2 separate regions of the Homo sapiens genome follow, and region 2 is linked to region 1. Evidence: read pairs that join two places in POLR2A ChIA-PET (ENCODE). Cell type or tissue: PC-9. All regions are shown on one strand. Each heading gives the region's core, and the rest is flanking DNA. Links, peaks and the distances in the headings are about the cores only. Region 1 overlaps NOTCH3 (notch receptor 3). Region 2 overlaps BRD4 (bromodomain containing 4).

What was found. ChIA-PET counts read pairs that join two places held together with the same protein. Peaks named below come from ENCODE experiments on the same cell type or tissue, not always from the same donor. Only the 100,000 strongest peaks of a DNase experiment are listed, where the experiment ranks them.
Region 2: POLR2A ChIA-PET joins it to region 1 with 5 read pairs; 3 of 35 experiments call an interaction of 5 or more read pairs at or near these places.

Annotation. Positions count from the first base shown.
Region 1 is chr19:15,146,559-15,162,163 of GRCh38, forward strand. It overlaps NOTCH3 (notch receptor 3), which reads right to left. Exons shown (of 33, transcript NM_000435.3): 33 at 12,480-15,156. The coding sequence ends at 14,104. Among named protein-coding and RNA genes, the nearest start is that of MIR6795, 25 kb to the right of the region's middle. In PC-9, for the core only: CTCF peaks have their summits at 7,612 (motif pointing right) and 7,814; a DNase peak (open chromatin) is centred at 7,613; H3K4me3 peaks cover 250 bases.
Region 2 is chr19:15,224,205-15,239,809 of GRCh38, forward strand. BRD4 (bromodomain containing 4) reads right to left here. Exons shown (of 20, transcript NM_001379291.1): 16 at 15,455-15,605; 17 at 15,188-15,318; 18 at 14,855-15,060; 19 at 14,539-14,776; 20 at 11,315-14,241. The coding sequence ends at 14,173. EPHX3 (epoxide hydrolase 3) reads right to left here and starts at 8,244. Exons shown (of 7, transcript NM_024794.3): 1 at 7,765-8,244; 2 at 7,572-7,657; 3 at 7,035-7,192; 4 at 6,758-6,886; 5 at 3,793-3,896; 6 at 3,567-3,703; 7 at 2,715-3,458. The coding sequence starts at 8,007. The coding sequence ends at 3,233. RefSeq lists an enhancer at 7,994-8,495 and a silencer at 8,834-8,993. In PC-9, for the core only: no CTCF peak of the experiment used is centred there; no DNase peak of the experiment used is centred there; H3K4me3 peaks cover 126 bases; H3K27ac peaks cover 2,204 bases.

The DNA.
Region 1 (15,605 bases), core at 5,124-10,123:
GATCTAATAAAAAGCATACTGGCAGACATGCCCTAAATATGTCTGAAACAGGCCTTTTTATGGTGAAGTAAACAACATCAAAGGGAAGAACAGAACCCTTTATAGAGACCGTGATAGAAACTCAATAACATGGAAGACTTCACAGTGAAAAAATAATGAGATATGACTATTTAAGAAGTATAATTACTTAACATGACAAAACATTGTTAAATTGAAACAAATTTATAGGCAAATCACGAACTAGAACAAAGCTGTGATAAATGTTTACCTCTTACAAATTAAGAAAAATGTGAGCCAGGCACAGTGACTCATGCCTGCAATCCCAACACTTTTGAGAGGCCAAGACAGGCAGATCTCTTGAGCCCAAGAGTTTGAGACCAGCCTGAGCAACATGGTGAAACTTCATCTCTACAAAAAAAAAAAAAAAAAAAAAAAAAATATATATATATATATATGTATATATGTATATATATATTAGCCAGCCATAATAGCATGTGCTTGTAGTCCCAGCTACTCTGGAGGCTGAGAAGGGAGGATCACTTGAGACCAGGAGATCAAAACTACAGTAAGCCATGATTGCACCACTGCACTCCAGCCTAGGTGAACAGAGAGCGACCCTGAGAAAGAAAGAAGAAAGAAAAAGAGAGAAAGGAAGGAAGGAAGGAAGGAAAGATGGGAGGGAGGGAGGGAAAGAAAGGAAGAAAGGGAAAGAAAGGAAGAAAGAGAAAGAAAGGAAGAAAAAGAAAGGAAGAAAGAGACAGAAAGAAAGAAAGACAAAGGAAGGAAGGGAAGGGAAGGGAAAATGTATAGGACCACTCCCCAACATTCATGGAGCTCAAATAAAGACCCATATACCATGTGACTGATTATTTAAAGTTAAAAGTGAAGCTAATAAACAGTTAAGTAAAATATGCTCTAACTCATCACACTGACAGCCTTCATAATGACATGAAAAAACAGAATTCAATTTAGGATTTCTGGACTCTTTAGAGTTCCACTCCAGAATGTGATGCTGTGGAGAGCACCGTGTGCTAGTTTCTAGCCCATGTCCTATCCCCTTCTCTTCCCACCCCAGGTGCCACTTAGCACTGCGAGGGGCCTTGTATGTATGTGTACAGATATCCCAACCATGCACCTTCAAGATGCAGCAACACCCTCCTTAACTACACCACTGCTTAACCACACCTAAGGAAATACACGCCAGCAGTGTGGTTCATATCAGAAGAAAGAAGTCCTACTTTTGGCCCTGCTAGTGGCTTGGAGCCACCTGGGCAGGGAATTCTAGGGTCATGTAGCGCATCATCTACAATGAGGTGCAAGCTCAAGGTAAAGACATACTCTTGACTTTGTAAACTCTTCACCCCTTGGGATGGGGTAGAGTCGAGTCCTCAGATGCATCAGTGCCAGGGCAGAATCCCTCTTGCCCAAGGCTAACAGTAGTCCTCTAACACCCCAGTATAAAATCAGCAGATGACCCTGATTTCATTATGATATAATGTATACATGGATTGAAACATCAAACTGTACTCCATAAATACATAGAATTATTATGTGTCTGTCTAGATAATTTCACCTCTAGATTTTTCTCATTGAAAAATAACTGCACTTAGATATATAGGAATGTTCATAACTGCATTATTTAAATTTTTAAAGAGGACATGACCTAAAGTGTTCTATAGTCGAAATGCCCTTACAAACAAGGGTAAAACAAAATACTGACATTCTAATTGAAAAAGATACAAAGCACAAAAATAATAAGACATTATTAAAGTCGTATCTTTGAGAATGGATAATAACATGGGAAGAATTCTCATATATGGGTTGTGTGAGAGTGGGATACGAAACAGTAAAAATTCTGTGATGACATTCGCATACATTCTTTATACTTTTTTGAATTTCCCAAATATTCTACATCAATTGCTAATTTGTATCAATAGAAAAATAACATTTCTTAGAGGATATTTTTTCTCTTGATAAACCCTTTTCCTGTTTAATCAATCTAGTTTGACAGAGGAAGCCAAGGGTTGAGATAAACAATGCAAAACATGCTAAAGCCATTTGTAACTAAAGTGTTTTGTTTTGTTTTGTTTGAAATCGAGTCTCACTCTGTCGCCCAGGCTGGACTGGAGTGCAGTGGCACAATCTCACCTCACTGAAACCTCTGCCTCCCGGATTCAAATGATTCTCCTGCCTCAGCCTCCCGAGTAGGTAGGATTACAGGCATCTACCTGCCATCAAGCCTGGCTGTCATTTGTAATTAAAGTTTTAAGAAATAATCTGAAGAGCAAGTGACTGTGGAAGAGACCCTTTAAGGTATTATCACAGGCTCCCTTCAGGTATAAGTCAGCACCCTCTTGGGCATCACATGGAAGGGAATTGGAAAGGAAACCCCCCTTGATATTTGCTCAGTGTAGGAGTGTCCTCTACCACAATTATCCTGCCTCCACTTGCTTGCCTCCAGTGATGAGAAGATCACTAGCTGCAAAAAAATGCCCATTACCTAGAGCAGAAATTTCATGCTCAAGGACAGCCCCTCAGTGACCAGCAGCAATACCAAGTAGAGCTCTGTAATATCACAAGCCTAGATTTGAATGCTGGTGCCTTACCAGGAACAGGGTGACCTTGGTCAGCTAATTTTGCTCCTCTGAGCTTCATCTATGAAAGTGGAGATTGATCTTCTGAAGTCACGGGTAATAGGAAGATGCCCTGACAGTGTTAGGAATCTTTTGGTCTCTAACTACATTTTTTTTTTTTTTTAGACTGAGTCTCGCTCTGTCACCCAGGCTGGAGTTCAGTGGTGCAGTCTCAGCTCACTGCAACCTCTGCCTCTGGGTTCAAGCAATTCTCCTGCCTCAGCCTCCCAAGTAACTGGGATTACAGGCATCCACCATCACGCCCGGCTAAGTTTTCGTATTTTTAGTACAGACGGGGTTTCACCATGTTGGCCATGGGCCAGGCTGGTCTCGAACTCCTGACCTCAGGTGATCTGCCTGCCTTGGCCTCCAAAAGTGCTGGGATTACAGACATGAGCCACCACACTCAGCCGGTCTCTAACTTCTTATGAGGACGCCTGGGATTCTTATTCTCTGCTCTGCACTGCTTGAGAGGCAGAGTATAGCAGGTTTAATTTGCTCACATTCTCAGTCCTGGCATCAGGATTGGAACCCAGGAGTCTGTCTCTGGAGGCTGTGCTTTCAGGAGTGTGAGTTTCAGCGACTCACCTTTCATTACACACATCTTCATGAACAGCTCCTCTGTGACAGGTGCTTCTGAGGGCATGAGGACACAGCAGGGAACTAAATGGGCAGAGATACCTGCCCTGGAGGAGCAGAAGGTACTAAGGGAGGCAGCCGCGCAATCAGCCACAAACAGGATAACTCAACAAGTGAGTTACATCAGAGCTAAGTGCTAGAAACAGAAAAGAGGACCTAAAGGGAGAATTGAGAAATCAGGGGAGAGTTGCCATTGTTAATGGGATGGTCAGAAAAGTCCTTGTTGATGTTTAATCACGGTCAGCTCAGAATTTCTCCTTCCTCGACTGCCCCAATTTTCTGATCTCAGCTCTAGGCTAGAGATGGATCAGCGTGGCTTCTCCAGCCAGGCAAAGACCCCGAATTCACAATTGAAAAAGAATGAGGGAATGAGTCAAGACGGAGGAGAGCATTCCAATTTCTCCTTCCTTGACTGCCCCAATTTTCTGATCTCAGCTCTAGGCTAGAGATGGATCAGCGTGGCTTCTCCAGCCAGGCAAAGACCCCAAATTCACAATTGAAAAAGAATGAGGGAATGAGTCAAGACGGAGGAGAGCATTCCAGGTAGAGGCAACACCCTGTGGCTGCACCATGCCTGGTACAGGAGCAGCAAGGAGGAATAGTGAGGGAGAGACAGTGAGGGAGAGGGAGCAGGTAAGCACAGGGAGGGGACAGAGGGATGTTGTGTAGGCCTTGTAGATCAAGGGGAGGACTTGGCATTTACTCCTAATGAGGTGGGACTATGGAGGGGTCTAAGCAGAAGAGGGACATCCCCAGGCTCAGGTGTTCCCAGACGCCCTCTGGTGGCTATGGGAAAACTGTGCGTGAGGCATTGGACACAGCAGGTTAAGAGGTGACTAGGCTGGTCCAGGCCGATGATAATGGGATCAGTGTGGACCACGTGGGCCATTGGAAGTGGGCTTGCCATGGTGGGCACATGGAGGTGGTGAGGACTTGCCCATCTGGATGGGTTGTGAAGGTGAAGCCCAATGAATTTTTTGATGGGTTAGAAGTGAGTTTAGAGACAGGCCGGGCATGGTGACTCATGCCTGTAATCCCAGCACTTTGGGAGGCCAAGGCAGGCAGATCACTTGAGATCAGGTGTTCAAGACCAGCCTGGCCAACATGGTGAAACCCTGTCTCTACTAAAAATACAAAAATTAGCTGGGTGTGGTGGCACATGCCTGTAATCCCAGCTACTTGGGAGGCTAAGGCAGGAGAATCGCTTCAACCCGGGAGGCGGAGGTTGCGGTGAGCTGAGATTATGGCACTACACTCCAACCTGGGCAAGAGAGTGAGACTCCATCTCAAAAAAATTAAATAAATAAACAAATAAGTCAGGTGCAGTGGTGTGCTCCTGTGGTCCCCGCTACTTTGGAGGCTGAGGTGGAAGAACTGCTTGAGCCTAGGAGGTTGAGGCTGCAGTGAGCTGTGATCATGCCACTACACTCCAGCCTGGGCAACACAGCGAGATCTTGTCTCAAAAGAAAAAAAAAAAACCTTAACCATTTCCATTCATTCATGTATTCATTGAACAAATATTTAAATATTTTTAATTAAAAATTTTTTTTGGCTGGGCATAGTGACTCACGCCTGTAATCCCAGCACTTTGGGAAGCCAAGGTGGGTGGATCACCTGAGGTCAGGAGTTCAAGACCAGCCTGTCCATCATAGTGGAACCTCGTCTCTACCAAAAATACAAAAATTAGCCGGGTGTGGTGGCACACACCTGTAATCCCAGCTACTTGGGAGGCTGAAGCAGGAGAATCACTTGAACCCAGGAGGCGGAGTTTGTAGTGAGCTGAGATCGCACCATTGCACTCCAGCCTGGGCAACAAGCGTGAGACTCTGTCTCAAAAAAAAAAAAAATTTATTGTTTTAAAAACAGAAATAGGCTCAAAGAAAGAGCTGGTGGAGGAGCTGGCAGAGTCACACTGGGGGATAGGGGCAGGGCCAGCCCAGCTGGAGTTCAGCGAGGACTCTGTCCATCTCAGGATTGCTGGGGGTGGGGACCCACAGTGTCTAGAGCTCTCAAACCGACAACCTGGCCCCTCTCCGCTCTCATCTTGGAGGTGGCGTCTGCCCCAACCCCCTGCACCCACCCCAGACAGAAGGAAGAAGAAAGGAGGAAATCCCAAATGTGGCTGAACATTAACTCTGCAACAGCTGAGGAGCTGTGACTGAGTTTGCTGCAATGTGTCCAGATTCCAGGCCTGACCCAAAAAGAGGTCAATTCACAGGAGTAGAATATTCCTTATTTGCCTACCTGGAACCCATGAAAATTGCACCCATTGAGAGCGCCCAGGCTGGTTGCTTGCTTAGTGAGAGAGTTACAGGGAACCAGTTGGTGCTGAGTTCAAGGACCAAGCCAATGCCACCTCCACAGTGCAGGGGAGAGGGGACCAGGTGACACTCCTGAGAGCTGTCTGGAGCCGGGAAGCTGAGGAATGCATGGGACTGGGGTCTGGAGTCTTTCCTTTTCCTCTTTCTTCTCATCAGGAAGACCCCCAAAGGCCCTTCTCCGCCCCTTTCAGCCCCACCCTAAATGACTCTGTGTGTGTGTGTGTGCGCGCGCACTCATGAGACTCTAGGGCACATGCGTGTCCACACCCCATATCTTCCCTGTCTGCTTGCACACCTGTTCACACCATGATGCAGTGTCTGCATGTGTGTGACTTTTCAAGGGTCTCTTTTGGTTCCCCCAGATGCGCCTCCTTGCCTTTCTGGGAAAATCTTATATTCTTCTCCAGCCCATGCTTTGTAGTTGGCAAAAAACAGATCGAACACCTTTCTGGGAAACTCCATTCAAGTGTGTCACTGCTTAGCCTTTTCTGGGTTAGCATAGTCCCTCTACAGTTTCTCTCTCTCCCCACTTATTTGTAGATCTGAACCTTAAGGCCAGGGATGGGCCGGGGTGGCTCCTTCAGCCAGGAAAAGCCTCTGAATTCACACTCACCATTGCCAAGGGAGGCTCCTGCAGTGCCTGCTGGCATCGCTCTGTTCACCACCTAAAAAGGGAGGGGCTGAGGACACAGCTCCTGTTATGCTGAGGGTCCCCAGAGCTGCCATCCCACAGGCCCCCTGAACACTAAGAAGTCCCACGGAGCTCAGGCAGGTGGCACCCTGAGGGGATTTTCCCTCCAGGAAACTCAAGACCCCTGGGTCAGCTTCCTAAGCCCACAGACCCTGCATGCACAGAGCGGGAAAAGGACTAATTACTATTTCTTTTTGTGGATAACAAGCAGAAATTCATTAATGAATGGCAGAGCATTCATTCATGCTCCTAGTACCCACCTGCGCTAGGCAAGGCTGCTTCCTGAGGAAATGCACCCCCAGGCCCTGCCCTCAAGAGAGGGAGGAAGGAGTGGATCATTTGATGTTGTTCTACCAATGTTGCCCAGGTTTAACATCTCTTGGTGACCTCAGCCTTCTCCATCCCTCCTTCCCTAGACCATTAATTACCAAATCAGCATTCTTCCTCCCAAAATTCTCTCTATCCCCTCACCTCCACCCCAACTCAGGACTGCATTATTCTTACCTGTTGCAAGAACCTGCAGTGTCAACTCCCTCCAGTCTGACCTCTGCACTGACCCCAGGACAGAAAACTCAAGCTGTGCTCCTCCTCTACGCAAGCACCTTCCATGGCTCCCCATTGCTTTCAAAGTTTAAAATCCCTCCATCTTCACATCCAAGACTGTTGTGATATGACCCCTGCCACCTCCTCTACTACTAAATACAGCCATTGCTCCACTCATAACAACACTCACTCCTACTTTTACTAAAAACACACCACCAGCATCACCTTCTCCAGGAAGCCTTCTGTAAGAACCCCCAAGCTAGTCATATGCAGTATCTGGGCTACCAGAAGTCCTGGGTTGTCTCTTCATATTGTCTGTGTTCCTCTGTGTCTCCTGTTAGCCTGTGAGCTGTCGGACCTGGCCTCATCTTATTCCTTTCTCCAGGAGCATTAAACTTAGATGATAAATCTGTTCCTTGCAATGCTCCTTTCTCTTTCTTTTCATGGTATATGCTTTTTCTCTGGCCACTCTTCCTTAGTCTCCTCCTCTTCTGACCCCTAATATGATAATTCCCCAGGGCTCAGTCCTAGACCTTCTTATCTCTCCCTAGCTGATGAATATAGACTCATGATTCTGTGTACCCAATCTATGCCAAAAAGCCTGCATAGTTTGGGTTTCCCCCAGACACAGACTCTGAGACAAGGATTCCAGTGGAAGTAAGTTTATTTGGGAGGTGATACCAGATCTGAAGAAGTGAAAGTAGGAACAAAAGGAAGTTTATAAAGCATGTCCTATCAAGTAACTTATCCCTGTAAGCAACTGGGGTCAATCCCACTGGAGACCTCTGGGTGGCAGCATAGAACATTCACTGCAGAGGGGTAAGGGAGCTGAGGTATGTATACACCCACTCCAGTTGGTTATTGTTGAGGGTTGCTCCTGAGTGCATTAATTATCCAATACTCCTGTCCTGCTGTACATGTGGATGGAGTAAGCTTTAATGTCCAGAGAAAGCCCTCAGACAAATAGATGCAAGCACCGAGTGTTGGAAATCAGGCCAATATGCAGTGAAGTTGTCAGAGAAAGTGGATGCGGGCAGGGGACTGACACCATCTGCTGCATGTGGTTTGTCCACTTCATTTCTGACCATTCTTTGTCACTCTCTTTCTTTACTTTTACTGTTCTGATATTGAAGTAGCTCACGGCTTCAACCTTGACTCTCTTCTCTCTAACTGATTAGTACAATCATATGGTTTTAAATACCACTTCCTTACCAGTATTCCCCAAATCTACATCTTAGATCAGCCAACCACTCTGAGCTCCAGATGCATAATCCAACAATCAATCATCAACCAATGTGAGGTGGAATGTCAGAAAAAATGTCAGAGTAAGGACCTCCATAAATTATGTCCTCCATAAAGAATGAAAAAGCTAGAAAAAATTGTTAGACTAAATTTTTGGGAATTCTAGAAATTAACTAAAGTCTTGCAGCAACTCAGAGAAAATGTATTCAGAAAATTACTGAATATCAGTGAGAACAGCATACTCGGCATTTTAACATCTCTGGTCTTCTCCCCCACTCTCCAGCTCCGTGGTCGTCTTGAAAAATACCAGCCCAAACTCTGGTGCAGCCTGGCATCCACCAGAGAGAGCAAAACAGAACTAGAGCACTTTCAAGCCTCATTCCCAAAGAATTGTCATTATTTTTTAAATTTTATTTATTTATTTATTTATTTATTGAGATGGAGTCTCTCTCTCTCTGTCGCCCAGGCTGGAGTGCGGTGGTGCAATCTCAGCTCACTGCAACCTCCGCCTCCCAGGTTCAAGCAATTCTCCTGCCTCAGCCTCCCAAGTAGCTGGAATTACAGGCATGCACCACCACGCCTGGCTAATTTTTGTATTTTTAGTAGAGACAGCGTTTTACCATGTTGGCCAAGCTGGTCTCAAACTCCCGACCTCAAATGATCTGCCCACCTCGGCCTCCCGAAGTGCTGGGATTACAGGTGTGAGCCACCACACCCGGCCAAGAATTGTCATTATTTACCAAGCTAATGGTTCCCTGCAAGATCCCACTGGCAAAGCTCTCTGTATTTGACCTGGCTCTGAGATAAACCATGCAAAAAGCCTTCACTCTGGGGGTCCTTTGTTGACAACAGCTACAGGAAGGTATTTTAGCTTCATGGATGCCTGAGGCAGTGAGTGACAGTTGAGACAAATAGACTAAACCAAAAGCTAGGGAAGGAGCTGTCTATAGAGGCTTTGAAAGGCTCAGATAAGGCTGGGTGCAGTGGCTTATGCCTGTAATCCCGGCACATTGGCAGGCCAAGGAGGGTGGATCACGAGGTCAGTAGTTCAAGACCAGCCTGCCAACATGGTGACCCTGTCTCTACTTAAAAATACAAAAATTAGGCCAGGCTCAGTGGCTCATGCCTGTAATCCCAGCACTTTGGGAGGCTAAGGCAGGCAGATCACCTGAGGTCGGGAGTTCGAGACCAGGCTGACCAACATGAAGAAACCCCATCTCTACTAAAAATACAAAAATTAGCCAGGCGTAGTGGTGCATGCCTGTAATCCCAGCTACTCAGGAGGTTAAGGCAGGAGAATTGCTTGAACCCAGGAAGCGGAGGTTGCAGTGAGCCAAGATCACGCCATTGCATTCCAGCCTGGGCAACAAGAGTGAAACTCCATCTCAAAAAAAAAAAAAAAAAAAAAGAGAAGAGGCCGGGCACAGTGGCTCACGCCTGTAATCCCAGCACTTTGGGAGGCCAAGGCGGGCGGATCACGAGGTCAGGAGATCGAGACCATCCTGGCTAACATGGTGAAACCCCATCTCTACTAAAAATACAAAAAATTAGCCAGGCGCGGTGGTGGACGCCTGTAGTCCCAGCCACTTGGGAGGCTGAGGCAGGAGAATGGCATGAACCCGGGAGGCAGAGTTTGCAGTGAGCCGAGATCTCGCCACTCCACTCCAGCCTGGGAAATAGAGCAAAACTCCGTCTCAAAAAAAAAAGAAGAAGAAAGATTGGTAGATGGATGGAGAGAAAGATATATAAATGATAGATGATAGAAAAATAGAAAGATTCATAGATATAAATAGACAACAGAGGACAGAGAAGCATAAGATAGATATAGACGGATGAAAGATAAACGATAGATGATAGACATAGATAGATAATAAATAAATGATTGACATTCTAGACAGATGAGGCATGCGCAGAATGTAGGCAAGGAATGTTACTATACCTTGGGGCTCACAATGGTGGAGAGCCTTTATCGCTTCTATGCCAAAAGGGCCAAGCAGAGGAAACAATAACCCAGACCCACAGAGGGTAGGTAGCTGGAGGGAGAGCACTGCAGGTACCCTGCAGGCAGGGAGCCAGGGAGACAAATACATTCCACCCTCTAATCCCTCACCTGTGTCTCTCATTGGCCAAACCCAAGTGGAAGCCAGAGAGTAAGGAAACCCATTGATGCCATCTACCTGGGTCATTCTCCCAGAGCACAGAGAAGAGTTGAGGAAGATCAGTGCAGATCTGGAGGCAAAAAGCAGACACTCAGCTGTTTTATCATTGTCCTTTCAGTCAAAAAACCAACTAGGATGTCAATTCCAAAGTCCCCAACCCTTCCCAACTTCAGCATGCCAATGAAATCACATACATATGAATCCTTGAATCTCATTAGTTAATTTTCCTCCATCACCAGTGCAGGCTTCCTAGTCCTCAACCTAACATCCTTTCTGCAATCATTCCAGGGAGCTCCCAGTGTGGGTGAGTCTCACATGTGCTTACAAATAAGTCAGCTCCACCAGGTACGAAAGTGGGTTCCCGCTGTGGGACACTCTTCTTCAATATTCTGTTGACATGAAGCCAAGGTTGCATGATAGAGTGGACAAAATGGGTAGGGAGAAGGACTTTCTCCTCATTTGTACAGCACTTGGGAAGAAGAATACCCAAACTTGCTTAAGCCCCAGTAGATATTTTATTTTTTATTCCCAAGAATCTACTCATGCATAAAGCTAAGATGGACTTCTCTTGGGCCAATGATTCAAGTGCAAGGAATTTATTCGCAAGATCATTCCAGAAAGCTCTAGTAGGAGTGAGGAAGAGTAGGTTGCTGCTGTGGGCAACTGGGGCTTAATCCCAAAGAGCATCCTTTGGGAGACTCTGTGGATCATATCCATGAATTCCCACAGAGAGTGGCGAGGAAGCTGGGGTATTTATCCACCATCTCTCATTCATCCCTCATATGTTGAGGGTTGCTCCTGCCCCACACAAGAGAAAGTTCCCAGGTGGAGAGTCTCAGGTGTTCAGTCAGATGCTGTCAGCAAGCACTAGAATGGTAAGTTCCAAGGGTATACAGGGGTGCACCCCCCATACATCCCTCAACTAGCCTGAAATTCCATAAAAGCAGAGACTGGGCCTATATAATTCACCATTCTATTCTCAACAACTTGTCCGGGAGTTGGCACACGGTAGGTGCCCAATACAGGTTAGAGGGTAAGGGAATAAACATAAAATAAAGTTGAGACAAACCTAAAAGAGACTGTTTCATCTTCAAAGACTTAGCCTAAAGGGGGTGGGAGAGGAGTAAACATTTATTAGAAGCTTCCACAGAATTCATGCTTCTGCAAACCTGATTGCCCCTAAATTTAGCACATCAGTAGTTCCAAAGAAGAGACTTTAAGACATGCTTTAAGACAACAACAGGTGTGAATCTGCCTCCCAGATGACAATTGGCAATGTCTGGAGACATGTTATATTGGTTGTCACAACTGGAAAAGGGGTGCTGCTGGTAGCTAATGGGTAGGGACCAGAGATGCTATTAAATATCCTACAATGCACAGGACAGCTCCCCACAGCAAAGAATGATTTGGCCCCAAATGTCAATAATGCCGAAATTAAGAAACCTTAGGTTAGAGGGTGGATACGTGAACCAATTGGAGTCAATAGAAAAATCAACCACAAGGTCGAGTGCGATGACTCATGCCTGTAATCCCAGCACTTTGGGAGGCCAAGGTGGATGGATCACCTGAGGTCCGGAGTTCGAGACCAGCCTGGCCAACATGGTGAAATCCTGTCTCTACTGAAAATACAAAAATTAGCCAGGCATGGAGGTGGACACCTGTAATCCCAGCTACTTGGGAGACTGAGGCAGGAGAATTGCTTGAACCCGGAGGCGGGGGATGCAGTGAGCCGAGATTGTGCCATTGCACTCCAGCCTGGGTGACAAGAACAAGACTCTATCTTAAAAAAAAAAAAAAAAAAAGGAAGAAAGTAAAAGAAAAATCAATCACAATACTAGGAGTTTCTCTCTTCCCTGGAAGGAGCAATATGGCACCTATTTTGATAACACAGAGAGAAGGCTGGAGCTGTGTGATGTCGGGAAGAGAGGTTCTACTGGGTGCCATGTGGAGCATGTAGATGAAACTGATGCCCAGAGAAAGCTGTAGAGATGAAGAGAAACTGAGCCATTGTTGACCACATTTGAGCCACTAGATCAATTCTCCCCTGAAGTAGGTCCTTTTAATTTATATGAGCTAATAAACCCCTTTCTTGTTTAAGCCAGTAGACTTTTGTGTCATTTGCAACCAGGAGCACTCCAACTGACAGAATCAACGAACATTAAATCCTATCCTCCTTTCCTGAAGACACCAGTGTAAACAGAACCTTGTCTTGGAGCACGACTGGTTGCGAGTAACAGAAACCCACCGAAGCTGGCACAAGTAAAGAAGTATTTATTACATGGGTCCAAGGTTATCTCCAAAACCCATAGGAGCATGAAGTAAAAGTGAAATTCATGCAGAACCATGATCAGATACTTAGAAAGCAATTAATAAATACCTGTTGATCTCAATGGAATGAACACTCAATTAACTGGAATTGATAACTGCACTGGGAGCCGAGATAACCCCCCCAGCCCTCAAGGAGCCATTTGAGCTCTCATTTCTGATTCTCCCTGAATATTAGCTTCATTCTTCTGCCCTGTTTGCTTGTCTCTTTGCCCACCACCTCGAATTGGCCACTGATATTTCTAAATCTGATTGTGACCTTAAGAGCTCCACCAACTGACAACTTTCTTAGCCTCTCCATTAAAGAAAGTTCTCGAGCAAAAGAATCTGATTGGCTCAGCTTAAGTCAGGTGACAACCACTAATCCAATCGGTAGTCATCTGCCAAAAGAGGAAGCATAAGTAGACTGGCAAGTCAAATGTATTTACCCCAAGATGGGAGCTCAAGTTAGCCCTGGGTGGGGGAGATAGAAGTCCCACTGCCACCACTCCCCACCTTACCTAGACACAGACCAACAACACTGAGTGTTAACTATTCCTTTATTAGGTGGTGAGGGGAGTGGGGGGCTGTACAATGCAGGGCTTGGGAATTCAGCTACACAGGGATTTTGACCAGAAGCCATATTACAAAAATAGCCTAAAAATACCTCTATTCTGCCATGAGGCTGGGCCAGAGGATTACCAGGAAGAGAAAGTACCACTCAGGCAGCTCCTCTTCTTGTAGTCCCACATTTACAGGGACACAAAGGAATGCATACATCTGCCCTGGCTCCCATTTCCCACCAGCAGCCCCCTAGTTCCCAAAGGGAGATGGCCAAGGGTGGGGCTGGGGCAGAGGGAGTTGGCAGTGGGCCCTTCCCCAGCAAGGCTATGGAACATGTCCCATCTGGAATGCAGTGAAGTGAGGGAGGTGGGGTGGGGAGGAGGCTCCCAACACTCCCCCGACCCCTGGCCCCAGTGGGTGCGCCCAAGGGTGCCTACTTGGTACATACCTGGGTCGTGTACTCGGTACACGGGATCCCAGTCATGCCTGTGTACTAGGTACACAGAATCCAGCTTGGCCGAATGGGCCCACAGACTCAGCCCCACGGGGGCACTGGGGGGTTCACAGGGGGAGGGAGCATCTCCATATATATATTTTGTAAAAAATAATAATAATAAGTTTGTTTAAATGAATTTGTTTCTATACAAAATGTAAAAAAAAAAAGAAAAATAAAAATAATAATAATTCATTCATGTCAGAGTGTAAGGAAATGAGAGGCCAGAAGGAGAGAGAAAGGAATGAGGGAAGAGAGAAGTGGGGAAGAAGGAGGTCCCAGACTCTTCACAAGACTGAGAGGGTGGGTGGTAGCCCCCACCCATTATAAATAAAGGAAGACTGAAGCCCTGGGCTGATGACCTATCTCGGTCACGCTGCAAGGCAAGGATGCAGGAGGGTTGGTGGAAAGAGAAGAGGATGAAAAAGACTAAAAGGAAGGAAGAGACAGAGAAAGAAAGGAGGCAGGACGGGGGTCTCTTTAGGCCCCCAAGATCTAAGAACTGACGAGCGTCTCAGGCCAACACTTGCCTCTTGGGGGTAACTTCCGGCTGGGGCCCCAGCTGGGTCTGGGCCTGAGCAAGGGAGCTGGGAACAGACAAGGGAAGTGGCTGGGCAGGCAGTGCCCCAGTGGTGGTGGCCATGGCCCCAGTGGCAGTGGCTGGGCTAGGCGTGGATTCGGACCAGTCTGAGAGGGAGGGAGGTGAGGGGCTGGCCCAGTGCTCAGGGGATTCGGGGGATGGGGTCAGGTAAGGGTGCTCACTGGGAACCCGCAGGAAGCGGGCCTTTGGGGGGCTGCTGTGTGCCCCAGCCGCCGGGTACTCCTCGCCATGTCCTGGGACTGCCAGGTAAGGCGGGGGCCGCTCCTGCGGGGAGACGGGGGTCCCTGGGTTGAGCAGCTGGGGTCCCGGCGCCAGTGGCAGCAGGAACGAGGGGCCTGGAGGGGCAGGTGGGGGCAGCCGGGCCCAATCGAGGGGCACAGCCACAGGGTTCAGCAGGCCCAGGCTGAGTACACATCCTCCAGGGGGCTGGCGCCCTAGACCCGCCCGGCCTGGGCCACCAAGCTGTGCCAGAGACACTGCAGTGGCAGTGGCAGCTGCATAGGGCCCCTCAAGGGGGAAGCCACCAGGGGAAGCAGGGGGCCCACCGAAAGGCCGCGGGGAGTCCAGCGAGTCCACGGGCGACAGCGTGACCGAGCTGTCAGCCAGGGGGCCCGGGCAGGCCAGCGTCAGCTTCTTGCCCCGCCCCCGGGGCCCCTGCGGCCCCAGCCCCGCCTTCCCGGGGGGCCTCCTGCTCTTCTTGGACCCCGACTGTGCCGCTTTGAGGCCAGGGAGGAAGGCCCCTGGAGGACAGAGCAGAGGCCCCAGGCCGTGGGGACCGGGGGGGCTGCGGGGCCCACTGGGTTGATCCAGCAAGCGCACGATGTCCTGGTGCAGTCTCTCCTGGGCTACGTCCCGCGGCAGCCTGTCCAGGTGGTCGGTGATCTCACGGTTGGCAAAGTGGTCCAACAGCAGCTTGGCAGCCTCATAGCTGCCCTCGCGGGCGGCCAGGAATAGGGGGGTCTCCTCCTGGGGGGCCAGAACCCACAGAGGTCAGCGAAACCCCAGCTAACAGTAGCAAAGTCTTCCAGCCTCTTGGGGGAGCCCGAGAGCTATGAGTTTGTACACTGGAGCTTGACAGACCTGGGTTAAATCCCGGCTGTGCTGGGGGAGCCTGGACAAGTTCTTTCCTCTAAACCACATTCATCCATCACCTACTAAGTGCCAGAGGTCAAGGCCAGGACTAGGGTGAGTTAAGCGAGGTACTCACCTTAGGCATAACTTTTTTTTTCTTGTCTTTTTTTTTTTTTTTTTTTGACAGAGTCTCACTGTGTCGCCCAGGCTGGAGTGCAGTGGCGCCATTTCAGTTCACTGCAACCTCAGCCTTCCGGGTTCAAGCGATTCTCCTGCCTCAGCCTCCCGAGCAGCTGGGACTACAGGTGTGCACCACTACGCCCAGCTAATTTTTGTATTTTTAA
Region 2 (15,605 bases), core at 10,606-15,605, 83 kb after region 1:
AACTCCAATGACCCAAGCTTCTTCCCGCCTGGGACCTTCCTAGTCACTACTTCCCACTCCACCAAAAAGTGCATCCTAGACGGGCGCGGTGGCTCATGCCTGGAATCCCAGCACTTTGGGAGGCCGAGGTGGGAGGATCACTTGAGCCGAGGAGTTTGAGACCACTCTGGGCAGCATAGTGAGACGTCTGTCTCTATAAAAAATTTTTGGGAGGCCGAGGCAGGCGGACTGCTTGAGGTCAGGCGTTGGAGATCAGCCTGGCCAACATGGTGAAACCCCGTCTCTGCTAAAATTACAAAAATTAGCCAGGTGTGGTGGCGTGTGTCTGTAATCCTAGCTACTGGGGAGGCTGAGGCAGGAGAATCACTTGAACCCAGGAGGTGGAAGTTGCAGTGAGCTGAGATGGCGCCACTGCACTCCCGCCTGGGCAATAGAGCAAGCCTCCATTCTCAAAAAAAAAATTAAAAATTAGCCTGGCATGGTGGTGTGCCCCTATAGTCCCAGCTACTCAGGAAGCTGAAGCAGGAGGATTGATTGAGCCCAGGAGGTAGAGGCTGCTGTGAGCTTACGTCACACCACTGCACTCCAGCCTGGGCAACAGAGTGAGACCCTGTCTCAAAACAACAACAAATAAGTGCATCCTCTAGCTAGGGTCCCACCTGTGAGTCTTCAGTGAAGCCTTCCCTGAGCCCTGTCAGCTCTCTCCTCCTTAAACTCTTTCTGGCTCACACTCTGTCACTAGGACCTAGAACACTGCCTGGTATCTATGTTGAGTAAAAAGATGTTGTGCCAGGCGCAGTGGCTCACGCCTGTAGTCCCAGCACTTTGGGAGGCCGAGGTGGGCGGATAATGAGGTCAGGAATTCGAGACCAGCCTGGCCAACATGGTGAAACCCCATCTCTACTAAAAATACAAAAATGGGCCAGGTGCGGTGGCTCACGCCTGTAGTCCCAGCACTTTGGGAGGCCGAGACGGGTGAATCATGAGGTCAGGAGATCGAGACCATCCTGGCTAACACGGTGAAACCCTGTCTCTACTAAAAATACAAAAAATTAGCCGGGCGTGGTGGTGGGCGCCTGTAGTCCCAGCTACTCGGGAGGCTGAGGCAGGAAAATGGTGTGAACCCGGGAGGCGGAGCTTGCAGTGAGCCGAGATCGCACCACTGCACTCCATCCTGGGACAGAGCGAGACTCCGTCTCAAAAAAAAAAAAAAAAAAAAAAAATACAAAAATGAGCTGGGTGTGGTGGCGGACACCTGTAATCCCAGCTGTTCAGGAGGCAGAGACAGGAGAATCGCTTGAGCCTGGGAGGGGGCTGCAGTGAGCCGAGATCGCGCAATTGCACTCCAGCCTGGGCGACAGAGCAAGACTCCATCTCACAAACAAACAAACAAAAAAAGGATATTGTGCTGGGGATAAGGGAGGACAGAGGGGGATGACCAGCAGGCAGGCCTATCTCAGAGACAGGAGAATGTATTTCTCAGGGCCTCTCAGTCCTCATGGTACAGGTGATGATGGCAACATCCCCAAAAAGCCAGGCACAAGCCAGGGAGATACAAGCTGATGCTACGGTCAGCCTGAGACTGGGTGGCGCACCCTCCACATATAACCGCCACCCCCCACCCATCCCCACCCCAGAGGGCTCCAGAGTCAGCGGAAACTGTGGCTAATTTGGAGCAGAAGTTTCCAGGAGCTGGAGAGGCAGGCCTCAGATCCCAGATGGCTTTTCTGGGAGCTGGTCCCTTCCTGCCCGGAATCCAGAATCTCACTTGTCCTAACAGAGACGAGAGCTGTTTTCCCAGGGATCTGAGACAGGCCAGCCCAGGCTGGGGCAAGAGAACTTGACCTGACCAGGCCTGGGGTCATGACGGGGGGTGAGGGAAGGGGCTTGTGGGAGCTCTCCTGGGACTGGCTGGAGAGGAATGAGGAATCTGCACACCCACCTGCCTGCTCATGAGGGTCTGCCCTTGGGGAGGTTGCCAGGGGCCAGGCAGGGAGGCCCCCTGCTCTTTTTTTTTTTTTTTGAGATGGAGTCTCGCTCTGTTGCCAGGCTAGAGTGCAGTGGCGCGATCTCAGCTCACCGCAAGCTCCACTTCCCGGGTTCATGCCATTCTCCTGCCTCAGCCTCCTGAGTAGCTAGGACTACAGGCGCCCACCACCACGCCCGGCTAATTTTTTGTATTTTTAGTAGAGACAGCATTTCACCAGGTTAGCCAGGATGGTCTCGATCTCCTGACCTCGTGATCCGCCCACCTCAGCCTCCCAAAGTGCTGGGATTACAGGTTTGAGCCACTGTGGTCGGCCCTGACCCCTACTCTTAAGCTAGGATTACCCTCATCAGCGCTGCCACACACAACTTTCTTCACTGATGCGGCAATTGAGCACTTGAAATACAGCTGGTATGGCCAGGCACAGTGGCTCACGCCTGTAATCCCAGCACTGTGGGAGGCCAAGGTGGGCAGATCACTTGAGGTCAGCAGTTCGAGACCAGCCCGGCCAACATGGTGAAACCCCATCTCTACTGAAAATACTAAAATTAGTCAGGCCTGGTGACGCTCCTGTAGTCCCAGCTACTCGGGAAGCTGAGGCACAAGAATCGCTTGAACCCGGCAGGTGGAGGTTGCAGTGAGCCTAGATTGCGTCCACTGCACTCCATCCAGCCTGGGCGACACAGCAAGACTCTGTCTCAAGGGGAAAAAAATGAAATACAGCTGGTGGGACTGAGCACTGCATTTTCATTGTATTTCATTTCAATTAACATACATTTAAGCTGAAGTAGCCAAATGTGGTCAGCAGTATTGTATTCAGAGTAGCACTGAGCTGAAGACCCAGGCAGGAGGTCGAAGGCAGGGACAGGAAGGTCAGGGTTTAAGGTCTGTGCAGCTATGGCAGAGAAGCGACTTTGGCAAAGCGCAGAGTGAGGCCCCAGGAAGGGAGGAGGTGGGACACTCGGTCTCGGCATCTGGCTCCACTGGAAGAGAGGTATACCCAGTTCCCAGGGTCAAAGTGTTTGTTACACACACATGCATCCATGCCTGTGTGTGAGTATAGGGGTTGGTGTGTCCCGAGGCACCCATAGGTGCGCTTGTGTGGGATCCAGGAGTCCCATGCCTATGAGCGATTCAAGAGTTCACCCATGTATGGACATTGTATGGACTCCCAGGCACACACAGATAATGGGTGTGTGTTCCTTCCTGAGTATCCATGCCTCCTGGGCAGGCCAGCAAGGACCACTAGTCCAGCAGGTCTTGCAAGAAGGCCCACATGTACTGGTGCATCTCCTGGGGGTTGCTCTGTGGGATCCAATGCCCTATGCCTGGCAGGATGTGGGCCTCCAAGCGGCCCGGCACAAAGCGGCTGCCGATGGCTTCCACCAGCCCCAGCTCCAAGTAAGTGTCCTTCTCCCCCCACAGCAGCAATGTGGGTGTGGTCAGCTCCTGGGGTTCCAGGGGGAAGTTCCTGTGGCCAGGACAGACAGACAGGCAGACAGACAGGCAGAAGGATGGTTGCCTCCCACCCCCCTGCCCCTGCAAATCTCCTGAGCTTATGCTTGGCAACTGGTCTCACCTGAAGAGGTTTCGGTAGTAGTTGAGGGGCCCAGTGAGGCCACCAGGCTGTGAGAAGTTATAAAGGAAGGCCTCGAGCTCGCTGGGGGTCAAGCATGGGATGCCTGTCTTGCGGTGGGTGAGGGTGGTCTTCAGAATCTAGGTACACAGCAGGACTCTGGCTTCAGTGCCCAGCCTGCCCAGCCCCGACCTGCTTCCCTCCTCCCTTCAACCTGCACCCTCTGTACCTGAAAGTCAGACATAGACAGCAGCTTCTCGGGCAGCCAGGGCAGCTGGAACAGGAACATGTAGTGGGAACGGAAGAACTGGCTGATGTGGTGCAGGGAATAGTCTGGGGTGGGAGGGTTGGGGGAGAGATATAAGGCCTGCTCCTGGGGTGGCCCCATACACCTGCACCCCTACACATACCCAGGTCAGGGACACAAGCCTCAGGAATGCCACTGCTGCCTGCCTGGGTCTGTGAAGGTACTAGATACCCCTCCTGGCCTGGGCACCAGCTACATTCCCTCCTGCCATGTTTCACTATCCACAGGATGGGGGCATCTCCTGGGAACCCCCATATCCAAAGGTGTGCTTCCTCTGCCCAGGCCAGGGTGCGTTTCCTCTGCTTTATTCAGCTAACATTTATTGAGCAACTACTGCATGCCAGGCCTTGTTCTAGACACAGCAGTGAATGAGACAGTCAAAACTCCCTGTTCATCCTAGGCAACTTAAGGAAACCCCTGTATCTATAATTTTTTTTTTTTTTTTTTTTTTTTTTTTTTTTTGAGACAGAGTCTCGCTCTGTCGCCCAGGCTGGAGTGCAGTGGTGTGATCTTGGCTCACTGCGAGCTCCGCCTCCCGGGTTCACGCCATTCTCCTGCCTCAGCCTCCCGGTAGCTGGGACTACAGGCACCCGCCACCACGTCCGGCTAATTTTTTTTGTATTTTTAGTAGAGACAGGGTTTCACAGTGTTAGCCAGGATGGTCTCGATCTCCGGACCTCATGATCCACCCGCCTCAGCCTCCCAAAGTTCTGGGATTACAGACGTGAACCACCGCACCCGGCCTCCAAAAAATAATTTTTTAAAAATTAGCAGGGTGTGGTGGTGTGTGCCTATAGTCCCAGCTACTTGAGAAGCAGAAGTGGGAGGATCGCTTGAGCCCAGGAGTCTGAGGCTGCAGTGAGCTGCAATTACAGCACTGCACTCCAGCCTGGACCACAGAACAAGACTGTCTCAAAGGAAAAAAAACAAAACACAAAAAAAGACACCCCCAAAAGACAAAAAACTCCCTGCCCTCAGGGAGCTGACAGTCTAGATGGGGAGACAGACAAGTAAACAATAATAGGCTGGGTGCGGTGGCTCACGCCTGTAATCCCAGCACTTTGGGAAGCCAAGGCGGGTGGATCACTTGAGATCAGGAGTTAGACACTAACCTGGGCAACATAGTGAAAACCCGTCTCCACTAAAAATACAAAAATTAGCTGGGCGTGTTGGGGCATATCTGCAGTCCCCGCTACTCTGGAGGCTGAGGAAGGAGAGTCACTTGAACCCAGGAGGTAGAGGTTGCCAGGCAGGGTGGCTCACTCCTGTAATCCCAGCACTTTGGGAGGCTGAGGCCGGCAGATCGCTTGAGCCCAGGAGTTCAAGACCAGCCTGGCCAACATGCTGAAACCCCATTTCTACTAAAAATACAAAATAATTAGCCGGTCATGGTGGCACACATCTGTAGTCTCAGCTACTGAGGAGGCTGAGGCAAGAGAATCACTTGAACCTGAGAGGCGGAGGTTGCCGTGAGCCGACATTGCGCCACTGCACTGCACAGAGTGAGACTCCATCTCAAGAAAAAAAAAAAAAAAAGGGGCCAGGCGTGGTGGCTCACGCCTATACTCCCAGCACTTTGAGAGGCCAAGGTGGGCAGATCACAAGGTCAGGAGATCAAGACCATCTTGGCCAACATGGTGAAACCCCGTCTCTACTAAAATACAAAAAATTAGCCCGGCATGGTGGCCTGTAATCCCAGCTACTTGGGAGGCTGAGGCAGGGGAATCGCTTGAACCTGGGAGGCGGAGGTTGCAGTGAACTGAGATCACGCCACTGCACTCCAGCCTGGCGACAGAGCAAGACTCTGTCTCAAAAAAAAAAAAAAAAAAAAAAAAAAGAAAAGAAAAGAAAAAGAAAAAAAACAACAAAAGAGAGAGAGAGAGCACAGTTATGACCACAGTGCTGCATATTAACATCAGGTGATATGATAGACATTGTTAACCTCCCCAGCCTCAGTTTCCTCCAGCTGGAACATGGGGATAATACAACCTTCATAAGCCCAGGAGCCTTAAGTAGGTTACTGTGTGCATATTCCTTGTTACTGTAAGTGCTATAAAAAAATGTGGATTACTCCTAAGTGTATTGTGATTTATTTTATTTTATTTTATTTTTGAGACAGAGTCTCACTCTGTCATCCAGGCTGGAGTGCAGTGGTGCGATCTTGGCTTACTGCAACCTCCACTTCTCAGGTTCAAGTGATTCTCTTGCCTCAGCCTCCCGAGTAGCTGAGACTACAAGCGTGCACTACCATGCCTGGCTGATTTTTTTGTATTTTTAGTAGAGACGGGGTTTCACCATGTTGGCCAGGCTGGTCTTGAACCCCTGGGCTCAAGCAATCCACCGGCTTTGGCCTCCCAAAGTGCAGGGATTACAGGCAGGAGCCACCACGCCTGGCCATACTTTATTTTATTTATTTATTTTTTGAGATGGAGTTTTGCTCTTGTTGCCTAGGCTGGAGTGCAATGGCATGATCTCAGCTCACTGCAACCTCCACCTCCCAGGTTCAAGAGATTCTCCTGCATCAGCCTCCCGAGTAGCTGGGATTACAGGCATGCACCACCAATGCCTGGCTAATTACATTTTTTTTTTTTTTTTGTAGAGACAGTTGGGGTCTTGCTATGTTGACCAGACTGGTCTTGAACTCCTGGCCTCAAGTGATCCTCCCACCTCAGCCTCCCGGAGGGCTGGGATTACAGGTGTGAGCCACTGGGTCTGGCGTGTCATTAATTTCCGAATGAGGAGTTCCACAACCGAAGGGACCTGGGTTGATTGCTGCACCCTCAGCCCCTGATGTGTTGACAGGTATACAGAGAATTGAAAACACAGACACATGTCCCTGCCCCCTTGCACATAAGTACATCCCAGTGTCCCGGACTCCCACACACACCTTGGTACACCGACATGGGGGCACCACTGACCACAACCATCCGCTCGACCAGGGATGGGTAGTAGATGGAGAAATGCCAGGCAAGGAGGGCACCCCAGTCATGGGCCACAAGGATGCACTTCGAGTAACCTGTGGGAATTCAAGGAGCTCGCATAAGTGAGGTGCCCAGTAGGACTGAAGCAGGGATGGGGGAAGTAGGTTCCAGCAAGGAGAAAGCGGGGGTATGCGTGTGTGCAGGATGAGGGAGGCCACGCCTAGGATGGGGGTATGTCTGCACCCAGGCCTAGGATGACATCTTTGATGTCCACCAGCAGCAGGTCGATTGTGTAGCAGTCCACATCCCGAGGTGCATCCGAGGGGCCATAGCCTCGCAAGTCCACAGCCACAACATGGAAGCGGCTCTGGAACTCCCGGAGCTGGTAACGCCAGGAGAACCTGCCAGGCGGGCGAGGGAGGGAGGCTGAGTCAGGGCCCTCAGGTTGCACCTGCACCCTACGCACATCAGCAACCATTGGCAAACCCTCCTTCCTGCTCTAAACTTCCCCTAAAAGGAGGATGGGGAATCCCAGGCAGAGGCAGAGGCTGAGGCTGAAGCCAGCTACACCCTGAATCCAGGGAACTTCAATCAACCTCAATACCCCTTTGTCCTGTCCCTTCAGGGCCTAGGGATCCTGGGTATGCTGGCTCAGTACCCCTATCCCCATCTATGTTCAGCTTGTCCCGATCTATACAGCCCTCCTCCCTGCCTCTTGGGAGCCCAAGCTCCACCTGCCCCCGAGTCCCGTGGGCCTCAGGCCCCTGGCCCCAGACGTACCAGTTCTCAGGGAAGCCGTGCAGAAACAGCATGAGGGGTCCGTTACCTCGTCCAGCCGAGACATAGTGCAGACGCAGGCCCGAGCTCTAGGGGGAGGGCACAGCCTGAAGCCTGGGGAACCCTCTCTCCCGAGGCTTGAACCGTCTCGACCCCACGCGACCCCGCAGCCCCGATAGCGCCCCCGTGCGATCACCTTGAGGTTCAGGAAACCGTGCTCACCCAGCGAGGGGTCGCTCAGGCAGGCGGGGGACGCGCTCCGACGGCGCCCGCAGCAGCCGCGCCGGGGCCGGCACAGCACGTGCGTGAGCGCTATGCAGCCGTAGACCGCCGCGGCCACCAGCGCCACCGAGAACACCAGGCTCCACATGAAGGCGCGCAGCAGCTTCAGCGACAGGCGCGACGGCGCCAGCAGCGCGGTCACCACCAGCTCCGGCATGTCGCCGCGCTCCGGGACCACGGCGGCGCTGCCGGCCAGGGGCACCTGCAGCAGCGGCGAAGCGGTGTCAGGGCTCAGGGGCCCATCGCCCTTGGCCTGGGGCCCCTCCGTGCCGTCGGGATTTGTGGGACGCGCTGAAGGAAGAGGCGGGCGGCTCCGACAGAAAACAGCCAGAGCGCACCACTCACCTGAGTGCCAGGTAAACACCTGGGCGCGACAGGGACAGGAAACAAGGGTAGGGTGCGGAGGCTGGGGAGGAAGAGGTTGGAAAGGGGGGAAATAAATGGGCGGGGCCTAGCAGGTCCTGTGCGGGGCTTAGGGCCGGGGCGGGGCCCAGGAAGACTCAGCAGCGGGTGGGTGAGGGTCTAAAGGCGGCAATTCCGGGCCGGGTGCGGTGGCTCACGCCTGTAATCCCAGCACTTTGGTAGGCCGAGGCGGGCGGATCACCTGAGATCAAGAGCTCGAGACCAGCCTGGGCAACGTGGTGAAACCCCGTCTCTACTAAAAATACAAAAATTAGCTGGGCGTGGTGGCGGGCGCCTGTAGTCCCAGCTACTTGGGAGGCTGAGGCAGGAGAATCGCTTGAACCCGGGACGTGGAGGTTGCAGTGAGCTGAGATCGCGCCACTGTACTCCAGCCTGGGTCACAACAGGGAAACTCCGTCTCAAAAAAGAAAAAAAAAAAAGGCAATTCCGAGCCCAGACAAACCTTAAGGAGGGGATCCTGGATCTTCAGTTAAGTGGGCGACACCTGGAGTGAGGGGCGGGGCATATGCAGAGTAGGTGCGGCCTACAAGCCAAAAAGGAGAAAGAGTTGGAATGGTGGGCCTGGCTTATGCGGGTGGGCGGGGAGAGGGTGGATCCTAGAGGAGGTGAGGCCTAACATTGGGCGAAGAAGGCGGGAGCCTGGGCCAATGAGCTGACGGTAGGCCGGGGAGGGGGCGGTGGGGTGGGGTGGGCAATGGGCAATGAGACGGAGGGCGGGGCCGGGACCTAATATGGCGGGTCAGGAGGGTCTGGAAGACGAAGAAGAGGGACAGGCAATGCCAGGTCTAGGACTAGGAGGGAGGCGCGGGCGGTATTAGCGGCTGGAGGAGGCTTCGGGAGGCCCGGCCGACGGCCGCCGCCTGGTGCTACCCACCCAGGGGCGCGCGACCCTCCCTTCGGTCTGGCTCCAAAGACCTAGCAGCACTGACTTCACCCAGCTGTGGTTCCAACGGCGGGTCCAGCGGCCTCGGCCCGGCGCCGTCCTCCTGCTGGCCCAACAGGCCCGCCAGCCCGCCCCTGTACGTCTGTGATTGGACGGCGGCGGCCACTGATGTTCAAGCGACAGGTCCTGGCCCGGGAGCCAATCTGCAGGTGTTGAGGCCCAGGCTCCGAGAGCGGGCCGAGGAGGCGTGGATACCCTGATTCCTAGGGGGCAGGCCTGGTTCCCCCGAGGAGGACCCGGCCTATGAATGACTGGAGTTCTGGGGTTCTGGCCGAAAGAGGAAGTGGGACAGGGCCGGGTGTGATGGGGCCTAGAGTCACAGAGCCTTGCGGCCCTGCTGTCCCTGCAAGAAGCCAGCTTCTGGCCAGGCGCGGTGGCTCACGCCTGTAATCCCAGCACTTTGGGAGGCCGAGGCGGGCGGATCACGAGGTCAGGAGATCGAGACCATCCTAACATGGTGAAACCCTGTCTCTACTAAAAATACAAAAAATTAGCCAGGCGTGGTGGCGGGCGCCTGTAGTCCCAGCTACTAGGGAGGCTGAGGCAGGAGAACGGCGTGAACCCAGGAGGCGGAGGTTGCAGTGAGCTGAGATTGCGCCACTGCACTCCAGCCAGGGCGACAGAGCGAGACTCCGTCTCAAAAAAAAAAAAAAAAGCAGCCAGCTTCTTCCTCCTATTTTGCAACCTTCTCCCGATATCCTTGAACATTTTAGGGACAGCCATCACTTAACCATAGAGCAACCCTATTAAGTCTAAGTAGCATAATCACATTCCTGTAGTATAGATCATGAACCTGAAATTCGAGGATGAAGTCATTTGCCTGAAGACATACATCTTGTAAAATAGCCATCCGCAAAGATGTAGGGAAAAAGGCAGCGATCTGTGGCTACACCTCCCCTTCCTCCCGGAAGCAGCCACTGGAACGTTTTTAGCTTTTTCTTTTTTTTTCAGATGGAGTTTCGATCATAGCTCACTGCAGCCTCGAACTCCTGGGCTCAAGCACTACAACCTGTAGTTGGGACTACAGGCCTGTGCCACCACACTCAGCTAATTTTTCAAAAACTTTTCAGAGAGACGACTTGCTATATTGTCCAGGCTGGTCTCAAACTCCTGGCCTCAAGCAATCCTCAAGCCTCCACCTCCCAAAGTGGGATTACAGATGCAAGCCACCGTGCCTGACCTTTATTTCTTGACTTAACCAATGTATGACATCAGCCACTGACTTGCTCACATCACTACCCCGGACGTGCCGTTTTTTGTTTCCCTGTTAGTTTCCTTTAAAAACACTCCACTTGTCACCTCTTGCCCCTTTCCACCTCCCACTTTTATCCATATACCTTTGTACTGTCAAGGCTGCTAAACATTATACTGTCCTGGGACCATAACTAAGTCCATGAAGTTGCCACTTAAAGGTGAATAGTGGTTTATGTTCTGCCTCAGTGAACAATGCATCTCAAGAGCCGAATAGACCACTATGATTACATTGCCCATAGTGTACAAACTTTTGTTCTCCCTGGACTACTTAACCACTACCTTTCTTTTGTTGTGTGATTAGCCTACATCAAAGCTTTGGGGGTTTTTTTGTTTTTGTTTTTTTTGAGATGGGAGTCTCACCATATCACCCAAGCTGGAATGCAGTGGTGTGATCTCGGCTCACCGCAACCTCCGCCTCCAGTGTTCAAGCAATTCTCCTGCCTCAGCCTCCGGAGTAGCCGGGACTACAGGTGTGTGCTACCGCGCCCCGCTAATTTTTTGTATTTTTCAGTAGAGATGGGAGTTTCACCATGTTGGCCAGGCTAGTCTCTTAACTCCTGACCTCAAGCGATCCTCCCACCCCGGCCTCCCAAAAGTGCTGGGATTACAGATGTGAGCCACCGTGCCTGGCAGCTTTTTCTTTTACACCTTCCATTAAATCAATTATCTCACAATTTGATGTTCCCAGGATCTCTCCCAACCGACTCCGCTAATCTGGACGCATGGGTGGTGGGTGTCTGGGGAACCTCCCTTCTTCCTCTCCTACACATCACTGACCCCCCGCCCTCATCTCCCCGCTTCTCCCAAGTCTACCCTCAAACAAAAAGCAGCCATCACAGGAGAGTAACTTTATACTCAGTACAAATGTTTATTTTTGCAATGAGAACTGCACAAAAAAAAAAAAAAACCTTTCGTATGTAAGTGAAAAGTCTACGAATTCCCTTCTACAAATGTCTAAAGTGTTTAATACAAGTCTCAGATTCACTGACATAATTATTGGCCAAGCGATCCGTGCATACAGTACAGTGGGGGCTTGTACACACCTCTTACTCTGGTATAGGACTAAGATTTCTAGTACTGTGGGAAGGGTTGGGAAATGGCTGGAGAAATTAAATAGATCCCAGTTCTAATTACAACCCAGGTAGAGAGACACCCATCAGGGAGGTGTGGAGAAGGCCATGGCTGAGTTAAATCTTCAGCAGGAAGCTGCAGAGAAAACTATCCAGCTCAGCAGTTGGACCCAGGCTGGGGAAGTGTCTGAACAAAACAAGGAACAAAAATGAGTGGGTGGGATGAGATGGAAGAAACCCCAAAGAACCTAAATACGTCACACTTGAAGTGGCACAGTGGTATATGAGAAAGTGCCTGAGTGGGCATGGACATCGAAGAAGTGGGGGGACCTCTGGCTGGATGCCTGAACCACACCCTCACAGGGAGGTTTGGCAGATCCAAAGACAATAAAGGACCTTTCAGGTCAAAAAGAGGGGATGTAGGAGAATAAACAGTGCTAGAAATGTTTCAATCAGTTTGTCTCTGCATACATATAAATTATATACTTGTATCTTACATCTTAGGGGCTCTTCTTGGGCGTCACCCGTGCCTTGTGGCTGGGGCATGTACATACACAAGTGGACACACAGGCAGAGCAGCCACCTGTGGGCTTTCTTGGACAGGAATGTGTGTGTATGTGCATGGGGGGTGAGGATCCTATTTTGGGGGATGTAGACTTATATCTAAGAGTATCTGGTTAACCCTGAGCTTAAATGAAAGGAGGAGTTAGGTTGAGGCAGGCAAGGTGGGAGAAGTGGCCCAAGTCCTTTGGTGAGTGGGGGGACAGGATGGAGTAGGGGGGACAGGATGGAGTAGGGTGGAGGGGAAGAATACTGTCTGGAGTCTGGCCAGGGTTCTGCTAGAGCACACCCTCCACCTCAGCCAGGGTCCACAAGGATGGGTACCGGGCTCTGCGTCACAGCTTCAGCTTGGGGTGGTTGCTATGAGTCTGCGTGGCTCCCGCCCAGGGCAGACAGGGACAGGTCACAGGAGAGGGGCTAGGTAATCCCTGGCAGTAGTTCCTGTACAGAGGTGGTCTGGGGTCCAGGGGGTCCCCTGGGCCTAGCCTAGGCAACAGTTGGTTCACAAAGAAATGTCAGGGAGACGCCAGCATTAAAAAAAGAGAGATGTGTTTATTCCATGATCAGTACAGACCAAATGCATATTCACCGTATGAAAGTCAAACCAGTCAGTGACTCCAGAGTTTGGCCAACACTGAGGCACCAGCGTCGTGGTGTAGAGTGGGTTCTCATGGCACGCGTAACCTCACCAGGGGCTCCAATTATAAAAATTAAAAAAAAAAAAAAAAAAAAGCATGGGCAGGAGCGGCCAGCTGGTTGGGGCTGGGCGCCAGGTAGGGGAGTCTCTGCCTTAGTCTGTGGCGCCCCCAGGGCCCGGTTCCCACCTCATCCCTTGGCCCTTCCTTTCTCAGTAAAAAACAAAAACAAAAACAAAAACCAAAACCAAAAAAACCAACTCAACAGATCTGACATTAAAAAACAAAAAAGCCAACAAATGGGTGGGGGGGGGGGGGGTGGAGGGGAAAGAAAAGAAATTGTAGCTTTCTGGTTTTATAATTAAAAATAGACTAATAAAGTTTGAAACTGAGTAAAATATAGGCAGGATTTTTTTTGTGTGTTTTGTCTTTTTGTGGATTTTTTTGAGCTTTTTTCTTTTTTCACACCAGTTTGGTGGAGTCACCAACAAACTTCAAACAAAGATATGCCAACTATGTTCACTATACAGTACAGCCACGGTCACACACTACCCACAGCGCGGTGGCAGCCGCTGCTCAATGAGGAGACGATCACACCATTTCGGAGATAAGCAGTGCCATTGTGTCTGGAGGAGAAGAGAGAATTAAAAATAAAATAGAATTCAACAAAAAATATATATAGAAAAAAAAGAAAAAAAAAAACGAAACAGAAACACAGGTGGGAAGGAACTGACTTTGGTTGGTGGCCTCACTCCCCGGCCGAGGGCTACCCACGCAGGACAGTCGCCTCGCTCCGGATGCCATGGACACACACACCTCCACGGCACTATTCCCTTTTGCACAAGCAAACACTTACAGAGAGCGGCTCTCAATTAAAGGCTTGTGGGGGAGGGTCGGGGGGTCTGTTCAAGGCAAAGTCAGTGCCAGCGAGGGGGTGGGCCGGCCTCGCCCGCCTCCAGCCCACGCAGGCCTGCCCTGGCCTCCTGGGAGCGGGCGGCGATGGCTGGGGTGTGGGGAAAGACTCCCGGCGGGCAGGACATCACGAACGTCACGTTCTTGGGGACAGAAAACCAGTCACGGCGGCAGCAACGATGTCCTGTGTATACTGTGTAGACATTTGGCGGAGAGAAGGGCCTCTGCCCCGCATGTGGGGATGCAGGGCTTGGGTCCAGCCGGCACTTGCTCGTAACAAGGCGTGTGCTGAGCGGACGTCCTGTGAGGGGTGGTGGGTGGCGGGACGTCTGTCCGACTGGCCGTAAGGCAGACAGGCTCTGCAATCCTCAGCTGCCCGTCAGGCCTGCCCCGGGCATAGCATGCAGGAGGGCCAGGCCCTGAGGCATCCCCTGGCCGCTGATCCCACCTCCACCACCGCCCCTAACACTATGGAAAGTCAATGTTTTGCCAGAAAATCAAAGTCAGAAGCCACCTAGGTGCGCTCAGAAAAGATTTTCTTCAAATATTGACAATAGATCACTCTGGAAATTCATGTCAATGGTAGCTGCCATCTGGAGGAGAAAGGAAGGAGGGAGTCAGGAGGATGACCTAGCCACCCTGCAGCTACAAGCCCTCATACCCGCTACCAGCAGTCAGCCCCGTAGCCCTCCCCGTGGCTGACCCCTCATAGCGCTCACCCCGTCCACACAGCACTCAGGGCCCTACAGCTGAGTCCAGAGGACCACATGCCGACCAGCAGGGACGGGGCTCCCCCGCTGCCCCTCCCTGTCCAGGCTCCAGTCCCCCTTTCCCAGCTCCCTCAGGAGCTAATCCTTAGACCAGGGTCCCCACCAGGCCTCCAGACTCACGGCTTCCCGGCGTCTTCGCTCCTGCTCCCGCTTCCGGGCCAACTCCCTCTGCTGGTCCAGCATGGACTGGGGCTGGGAGCTCTGGGCCTGTGGGGTGGCGGCGGCAGCCACCGCAGCTGCTTGCTGTTGCTGCTGCTGCTGTTGCTCCTGGCGCTGCTGCTGCTGCTGCTCCTGGCGCCGACGTGCCTCCTCATGGGCCCGCCGGGCCTGCTCCAGCGCATCCTCGTCCTCTCGGCTCCTGGGCAGAGGGTCCCAGTCAGCCTGGGGACTGGTGTGGCCCCAAGAGTCCCCATGCCCCACCCAGACACCCGCCCACCTCATGCGCTCCTGCCGCAGCCGCTCCTTCTCCTTCTCAGCGTGCTCGGCCTGAGCCTTCAGGGCCTTCTCACGCTCCTCTTTCTCCCGAGCGGCGCGGCGGAACTGCTCGAAGCTGTCGCTGGATGACTTGGCTGTGGAGGAGGGGGTGGTCGGATGCTTCTGCACTAGGCTGGCCCAGGAGCCCATGTTCTTGATTTTCAGGTCCTGCAGAACAGAGAGGTTGGGGTGGGTGAGGGGTCTGCTGTGCCTAAAGGGCATAGCTGGGGGTGTGCCCAGCATGGCACCTTCCAGGGCCAAGGGGCAAGCGACACCCATGGACCTCCATCCCAACCTTTTTGGGCGCAACTGGAGTCTTCGGCTCCTGTTTCTGTTTGTCCTTGTCAGGGGCCCCTGGTGGCGGTGCGTTCTGCTCTGGGGGCCGGATCACAGGCCTCCCGACATCCACAGGCTTCATTTCCGGCCCTGGAACATAAACAGCCGGTGGGCCCTGGCCCACCTCACCCCAGTGGGGCATGGTCCACCAGCCCCACAGCAAGCTTATGTCCAACACGGGCCTCGGGGGGCCTGAGCCCTGGCTGTGGGCAGGGAGAGCACTCACGCTGGGGCAGGTGGACGGGGGCCTTGATGCTCTCCGGGTGCTTGGGGGGCTCCGGCCGCAGCGAGGGGCTGAAGGGCTCGCTGCGGATGATGGGTGAGTGGATCTTCTCCTCCTTCACCACCACGAGGGGCTGGGGCTGGACCACGGAGGC